Regions from separate parts of the Homo sapiens genome. Here all the other regions are linked to region 3. Evidence: chromatin loops called from intact Hi-C (ENCODE). Cell type or tissue: dorsolateral prefrontal cortex. All regions are shown on one strand. Region 1 overlaps KALRN (kalirin RhoGEF kinase). Region 2 overlaps KALRN (kalirin RhoGEF kinase). Region 3 overlaps KALRN (kalirin RhoGEF kinase).

Region 1 (2,500 bases), 200 kb after region 3:
AAATAGGGAATACTGTTTTATTTTAGTTTTATAGTATATACATATATACACAAAAGTTTTATAATATATACATATATACACACAAGCCATCCAAAATATGTCCTTCTCACCGCTTCAGTGTTAAAATGTGTAAGATGAACAAAATTAGTCCCAGGAAGGGGACATCACTGTAGAAATCACTGTGAAAGAATGTGAGAGAGGTGGGGAATTGAGAGTTGTACTTGACCTCCAAAAGCAGGAAAGACAGGGTCTGGAGAGGAAAAGGGAAACAATTGAGATGGAACATTGCCCATCCATGGAAATCCAGAGGCAGAAATGGCCAGGACACATTTGGGGCACCCTCAAGAGATCAAGCAGATAAAATACACAGACAAGTAGTGGAAGCTGGGGTTGAAGAAGTGGGTGGGGAAGTGTTATGAAGGGCTTTGAATGCCAGGACAAGGATGGCAGAGCCCATGTAAATTCTGAAATAAGAGAGTGTTATGAGAAGAATGGACAGTGGGAGAGACCAGTTAATGAGGAGACACCTGCAGAAATGGAGAGGCAGGTGATGAACACCTGGATGAGCATAGGGGCTTCCAAGAGACAAAGGAAAGACTTAATAGCTTTGCAGGACTAAGTGATAGATCAGACATAAGGGGTAGAGAAAAGAGTCTCTCTCAAATGACTACAGTTTCTCCAAAAATATTTTGAGATTGGGATGGACAGGTAGTTCATCTGGGCTGAGCTATAGTGGAGGGAGCCGGAAGGGAGGAAGAGGAAGAGGCCTGGTACAGGGTAAGGGAAAGAGAATCTGCAAGACTGGGCCCCGATGCTACCTAGTTTTGTGATCAGATCCCATTACTTGCCCTAGTCTCTGCTTTCTCATTTCTAAAATTAGGAATTTCATCCAGGAAACATGTATTGGGCCCCCAATATGTGCCACCTACTGTATGCAATTTTTTTTGTCTTATATTTCCTCTGAGGGCTGGTGGTTGCCCTAGCCAGTGTAGTATGAGTCTCTTTGGGACCAGTCTTCTGATCAAGGAACCCAAGCACGTGTTTCCTTTAGAAAAGCCTAGCTTTTGCTTCCCTCTAGTGGCTACTTAGTGCCACTAGACCTCTGCCTTTACTCTTTTTGTCCCTGGAGAGCCAGTCTGAATTGAAAATTAAGAAGTTAAGACCAGGCGCAGTGGCTCACGCCTGTAATCCCAGCACTTTGGGAGGCCGAGGTGGGCAGATCATGAGGTCAGGAGATCGAGACCACCCTGGCTAACACGGTGAAACCCCGTCTGTACTAAAAATACAAAAAATTAGCCGGGCGTGGTGGTGGGCGCCTGTAGTCCCAGCTACTCGGGAGGCTGCGGCAGGAGAATGGCATGAACCCGGGAGATGGAGCTTGCAGTGAGCCGAGATCGCACCACTGCATTCCAGCCTGGGTGACAGAGCAAGACTCCGTCTCAAAATAAATAAATAAATAAATAAAAAGTTAAGATGGAGCTGGATCATAAACCATGCACATGTTCAAGGGAACAGTACAAAGTGTTCCCTAGAGGGCATGTCATGATGGTTGGTATCCAGAGAGGATGGTGAGAGGAGGAGACAAAGGAGGCATGATGTCATGAACCAGAGGTGAGGCATGGGGAAGCAGTCAGTCCCAAAGCAAAACCAACCAACAATAGCAGATGGGAGCAGAAAATCACATTAGGACTCACCCAGTAAGTGGGTTAACCTGAGCAAATGGAAAGTATGGGGTCATAGATAAAGGCCTGTCTTTACACTGAAGAAGGTAAGGTCAGGGATAAGGGGAAACCCTAACAGTAATTTGCTGAGGGCAAAAACTTGACATGAAGATGCTTTAAGATGCTGGGAACCCTTTCCGTTGCTGATACCAATTCTACTCATTGCTGGGCACATGTGCTGGATCTGGGGTGGTGCCAGCACAGCTGGAGATGGGCTCATGTTGGTGGTGCTCAGCAACTGACCTAGAAAGAGGCAGATGCTCGAGGGTCCTGCTGGCTCCTAGCTAAGCGGGCGTGAAGATGTTATTGACTGTTGCAGCCAAGGGAGGGCTCACAAACTAACAAGATAAACAGCTCTGAGAAGACACAACCACAGCAGTAGCAAGTGGAGCAATGGACTGAGGCAGCACTGGTAAGAGCCAATCACTTTCTGAGGGACCCCATTCCCCAACCCTGGGCCAGCATCCCTCATTTCTCCTGTTGTCACATTCAGCATGCATACACGTGATGTGTGTCTCCTTAGAGACTGTAAGCATGGTGCAGGTAGGGACATCACAGCTGTCTCCCTGACTGCTGTATGCCCCATGCCCAGCACAGCAGCTGGCTGGTGAAGAAGAATAAGTGCATGGATGAGGAGGCTGGACTCATTAGGCTTGGAGTCCTGCCTTTGCAGTTAGCTATTAGGATGCAATCTTTAGCTAGTCATTTTACCTCTCTGAGCCTCAATTTCCTCATCTATAAAATTGGATGATAATGCCAACCTTATGAGATCTATGAGG
Region 2 (2,500 bases), 210 kb after region 3:
TTTTTAGACAATCATTTAGCTCTCTCTGCTTAAGGCACTATCCTAGGTGCTTTAATACTATCTCATTTAATCTTCACAACAAGCTGTGAAGTAGATACTGTCATTATCCCCATTTGACAGATGAAGAAATTGAGACAAAGAGGTGAAGTAACTTGCTCCTGGTCACACAGTTGGTGAGGAGCTGCAGAGCCCATGCCCTAAACGAGGCTATGCTGCCTTGGAGAATGGAGCAGAGACACAGAGGTGCACAAATGGAAGCTCTGAAATGACAACAGGAGAATTCTTCAGGGGTCCTGTCCTCACTCTCTGGATGCCATTGGGAAACCATCACAGAATAACTGTGTCTTTTCCATAACATGAGGAAGCTCAAAGGGACAATCTAGCTCACACAGTTTATACAAGAAGGAGGTTCAGTTAATCCCCAAATATTAATCATGTAAAAATAGACCTAAATGAAAATGATCATTTCTGGTGAACGTGAGAACTTTGAAAATGCAGATGGAGTTACAAAGAGTGGTTACGAAATGTCCCTTATGTATGTAGCGGTCCATGCTGGAAAGAAGCCAGCACAGCTATCACTGTGGAGCTGGAGGAAAGTGAGGACAGGAGGAGCTCCTTCTGCCCCTCTGGGAAGCATTGCGGAGGGTGAAGGAGGCCGTGTCCACCCAGGGATTGGTCAGCAGGGGAACAGGCCCCACTGGGAATGGCCAGGACCCAGAAAGGAGAGAGACTGGGAAAGTAAGGACAAGGAGTTGGATGGTGACTCAGCAGCAGGCACTTGGAGGGAAGCCAGGCAGACAATTAGCATCAAGAAGGCTTAGCAGGCCTTAGGCAGGGTTCTAGGGAATTAGGCAGAGAAAATATCTGAGAGCTCCTGGGAAGGGGGCCAAGACTTAGGCATGAAAGGCCAGACAGGGACTCGCTGCTGGAGTGGGAGCATACAGTGAGGGGAGTAAGATGAGAGAAGATTCCAGAAGCAGGGGTACAAGATCAGAGAAGAATCAAAAACATAACCTGAATGCATGCCGAGATTCTGTGCTGCCTACTCAGCTCCCAGCATCTCCCTGAGTAGGAATAACTTTGGTCTTAGAATCTTACCCTACAGCATCCCTGGAGGAGAGGATGGGAGGGACTGTTGCAGGAGCAGCTCTGCCTGACCCCTCAAACCATTTCCCCAGCACCCTCCCTTGTTGGCCATTCTTTGGAATTCGCTTCTTGCCAGGGTAGGGACCTGGTGTAGTATATCTTTTTGATCAAGCCATTGAGGTGAAGTGAACCAGGATATTCATCATCTATTTGAACCATAATGGCTTTTGGGCTGTATCTAAAGCTTGAGCCCGGTTGTCTACAACGTGTGAGCATGGAAGAAATTGCCCATTGATCTTGTTTCCACTTCTTCCTTTGGCTGGACTAGGCAGCCTACAGGAGGCAAACACTGCCATCTAGTGGCGTATCTAGGCTTCTCGCCAGGAACTGTGTCTTGAATTGTAGAGAGACAGAAGCCTGATTTTTATCCTCTCCCGTCCAGCCCATGGGTCTGATTGTAACCCACCCTAGAGGGAAGTGGGTCTTGTATCTGGGTGCCATGCTGGGCTGTTTGCAACTAGAGCTTCAGGCCCCTTCTGCTCTAACAGTCTGCAAAAGGACTACACTCATCCCTGGATTCAACCATGTTGCCCTGAAAGGGCTGCAAGTTGCATCCCCAGCTATGTGTGAGCTTGGCCTCAAGAAGCAACCCTGAGCCCCTGGCGTGGTCGCAGAGGAGCAGCTCTACTGAGGTGCAGAAGCTCAGTGATAGAGAGTCTCTCAGTTAGAAAGAATTTCAGTCATCTAGGCCGGCATTCTACAGAGTCCATTAGCGAGGTGGAATCAAATTAGTGGGATGTCAACAGCAATAGAGAAAAACATAAAATAGAATGTCAGAGTGGAGCTTGTGTTTCAGTGATAAATCTATTCACATGTAGTGTTCCCTGGTCAAAATATGAAGTGTATTTCTTACAGAGCACTTTGGAATCTGAATCCCAGCACTTTGGGAGACTGAAGCGGGAGGATCAGTTGAGCCCAGGAGTTCAAGAAAAACATAGTGAGACCATGTCGCTACAAAAATAAAAATAAAAATTAGCTGAGTGTGGTGGTACACACCTGTACCACCTACTGGGTACACACCGGTCCCAGCTACTCAGCAGGCTGAGGTGGGAGGATCACTTGAGCCAGAGAGGTAGAAACTGCAGTGAGCCAAGATTGCACCACTGCATTCCAGCCTGGGTTTCAGAATGAGACCCTGTCTGGGGGCAGTGGAAGGCATTCCCAGGCCCTAACCCAGGCCTACTGAATCATGATGTGTGATTGAGGGGTGGAGCAAGAGAAGGAACTGCTAGGGAATCTCCATTTTATTAGCTCTCCACATGATTTTTATGTATACTCAATGCCTAACCACTGATATTGACATTTCTGAGCTTGAATTTCCTGATGTATGAGATGGAGATGATAGTACCACCTG
Region 3 (2,500 bases):
AATCCTGCCTTATTCCTTCATCACCACTCTGGGAGATTGAGTGGCCCAGCATCCTGGGATTGTTAGTCCACATAGGAAAACCAATGCTGACCACAGTGAAGGCAGGTTGACTGTCAGTAGCAGCCTGTCTGAGACCTGCTTTGTTCTGTACAACGTGATTGCCATGTTTAGGTGGTGAAAAAGGGGTAAACTAGGAAGGAAAGGGTTCTTCTTTCTCTCTTGTTTCTGCTCTCAATTAGATGATGGCCACTGGGAGAAGAGGAGTGGATTTAATCAGGAACTGAAAAGTTCTCGAGTAAGAAGATCAATGACAGAAAGCCAAAGCATGGACACTCTTGTTCTTTGTTTGGGTTGCTGTTTATGAGATGTGTTCAGGAAGGCTATATATGCTGTGGGGTAGGAGCCTGGGGTAACTTATAAGCAATACTCTAAAGGATCATGATTCTGTGAAGGGACCTCTTTTAGCCTTATCATTTAGGATTCCTTTACCTGAGGCTGATAATGAGAAAGGAATTCTGAGCACCCATTCTCTGTATTTAGGTTCAAAAAATTGTCTTGAATCAAAGCAGAAAGACAGCTATTACATCTGTCACAGCTCCTGGAAATTTGTCCTTCTGCAAGGAAAAGCAAGCCCTCAACAGAGGGAATGGCTACCCACGGGGAGGGGTTAGGCAGTGTAAAGCCCCTGAACAAATACATTTCCACCCTAGGGATAGTGGAGGCATCTGTGATTCTTACCAGTGGTCAGTCTTTGTAGTAAAGACATTTAGGGCAGCTATTAAAATAGATGTAAATGATATCTTTGAAGAATTTATGTGGCAATCCATTATCCTTCATTAAACTTTAACTTTTGTGTTTAATAGCTCTTGAACAAATTTTAAACAAATTCTTCAAATGCCATTTGAAGATGAATTAAATATTTGAGTCCTCAGTTCATCCTGCAGATGGCACTCTTTGAATGGCTGACATAGAAGCTGAGCTGACTGGGGAAAGGCTTTGCAGTCATGACAGCCTCCCTAGAGAGGAATCCAACATTCAGAGTGAAGGCCCAGGAAGGGATACACCAGGGAATCTGTGTCTACAGTTTTCTAGTCTAAGCTGCTGAGGTTGTGCGTGCTCAAATAGAAGTCCCGGGCACTGGCGGGAACCTCTCCTGGTCCTTAGTCAACTAATGGACTCAGTTTGCCTATAATCTCCCCAAATGGCTAAGGCCACCGAGTAGTTTTTAAGAGACACATATTTTAAGAGACATTAGGTGTCATCAAGAATATAAACAAGTGTAAGATGGAGTTCCTGCCCATAATAGGATGGCTGTCAGGGGATAGATGTTTCCATGTCTGCCCAGGTGGTGGAATAGAATGTAGTACTGTTATATTGTCCTGAGATATTTGCTATTATGAGGTAGGCGAGTATTCAAGTGCCTGTGGTTTACATAACAGCTGTGCCTACTCTGTTAGTGTTCTGCTTTATGGCCTCATTATCTGAAATGCCAGATTTTCTGTACGCTAATTTAGTCAAAAATTAGCAAGCGTTTATGTTCAAATATATATTATCTAAAGCCTCAGAGCACCAAATCACATTTAAGCAGCTAGACATATTAAGTAGCATTAATGTAACATTTTTGAAAGAGCAGACAATTTAAAGAAAGACTTAAAGAAATAGAAAAACATGGGCACAATTAAGTACTTTATTCAGTAATCTCTGGTTACTTGTTTCTCTATCCAACCCTTGTGGTTTTTTTGTTTTGTTTTTTTTTTTATCAAACTTGAACACACTTTAAAAAAATCATTCTGAAACTGGAAACCATCATTCTCAGCAAAGTAACACAAGAAGAGAAAACCAAACACCGCATGTTCTCACTCATAAGTGGGAATTGAACAATGAGAACACATGGACACAGGGAGGGGAACATCACACACTGGGGCCTGTTGTGGGGTAGGGGGCTGAGGGAGGGATAGCATTAGGAGAAATACCTAATATAAATGACGGGTTGGTGGGTGCAGCAAACCAACATGGCACATGTATACCTATGTAACAAACCTGCACGTTGTGCACACGTACCCCAGAACTGAAAGTATAACAATAAAAAATAAGAGCTATTATGAAAGAAGAATTAACAGAATGAATGGATAATCCAAACAAGTGGTAAGAGAAAGAATCAATGATGACAAATGTTCTGAACTCTGTAGGCAACTGCATTGTGCTATCTTGATACTTTGTTGACTTAGTAAAACTGGAACTATAAAAAAAAATCATTCAAAATAGGTAAGAATAGAAGGAAGGCATTTTAGTGGATTTATCAGTGACCTTGCCCACCGAAGATACTCTGAGTACAATCAGCAAACCTACCATAGTAATAAGGGCAAAATAAAATAGGATAATCCACAGAGATGGAAAGTCTGTGCCCTCAGAGTTGGACAATAGCCCTCATCAATTTTCATTTCCCATCAAGTTTCTGTGTTGGGCACTGTGAAAAGTTAGAGTTCCACAGTTTCTGTCT

Evidence for each region. Peaks named below come from ENCODE experiments on the same cell type or tissue, not always from the same donor. Only the 100,000 strongest peaks of a DNase experiment are listed, where the experiment ranks them.
Region 1: it touches region 3 in a loop (10-fold over the local background); 70 of 110 quality-filtered maps call a loop at or near these places.
Region 2: a loop joins it to region 3, with 8 times the contacts of the local background. A loop is called at or near these places in 67 of 110 quality-filtered maps.

Annotation. Positions count from the first base shown.
Region 1 is chr3:124,549,548-124,552,047 of GRCh38, forward strand. All of the region lies in intron 33 of KALRN (kalirin RhoGEF kinase), which reads left to right. All of the region lies in intron 3 of LOC105374076 (a long non-coding RNA gene), which reads right to left. Among named protein-coding and RNA genes, the nearest start is that of MIR6083, 180 kb to the left of the region's middle. In dorsolateral prefrontal cortex, a CTCF peak has its summit at 1,079 (motif pointing left); no DNase peak of the experiment used is centred here.
Region 2 is chr3:124,558,589-124,561,088 of GRCh38, forward strand. All of the region lies in intron 33 of KALRN (kalirin RhoGEF kinase), which reads left to right. All of the region lies in intron 2 of LOC105374076 (a long non-coding RNA gene), which reads right to left. Among named protein-coding and RNA genes, the nearest start is that of UMPS, 170 kb to the right of the region's middle. In dorsolateral prefrontal cortex, CTCF peaks have their summits at 1,441 (motif pointing left) and 1,640; DNase peaks (open chromatin) are centred at 783 and 1,453; H3K27ac peaks cover 1,813 bases.
Region 3 is chr3:124,350,933-124,353,432 of GRCh38, forward strand. All of the region lies in intron 10 of KALRN (kalirin RhoGEF kinase), which reads left to right. Among named protein-coding and RNA genes, the nearest start is that of MIR6083, 22 kb to the right of the region's middle. In dorsolateral prefrontal cortex, CTCF peaks have their summits at 946 (motif pointing right) and 1,151; a DNase peak (open chromatin) is centred at 995; H3K27ac peaks cover 1,831 bases.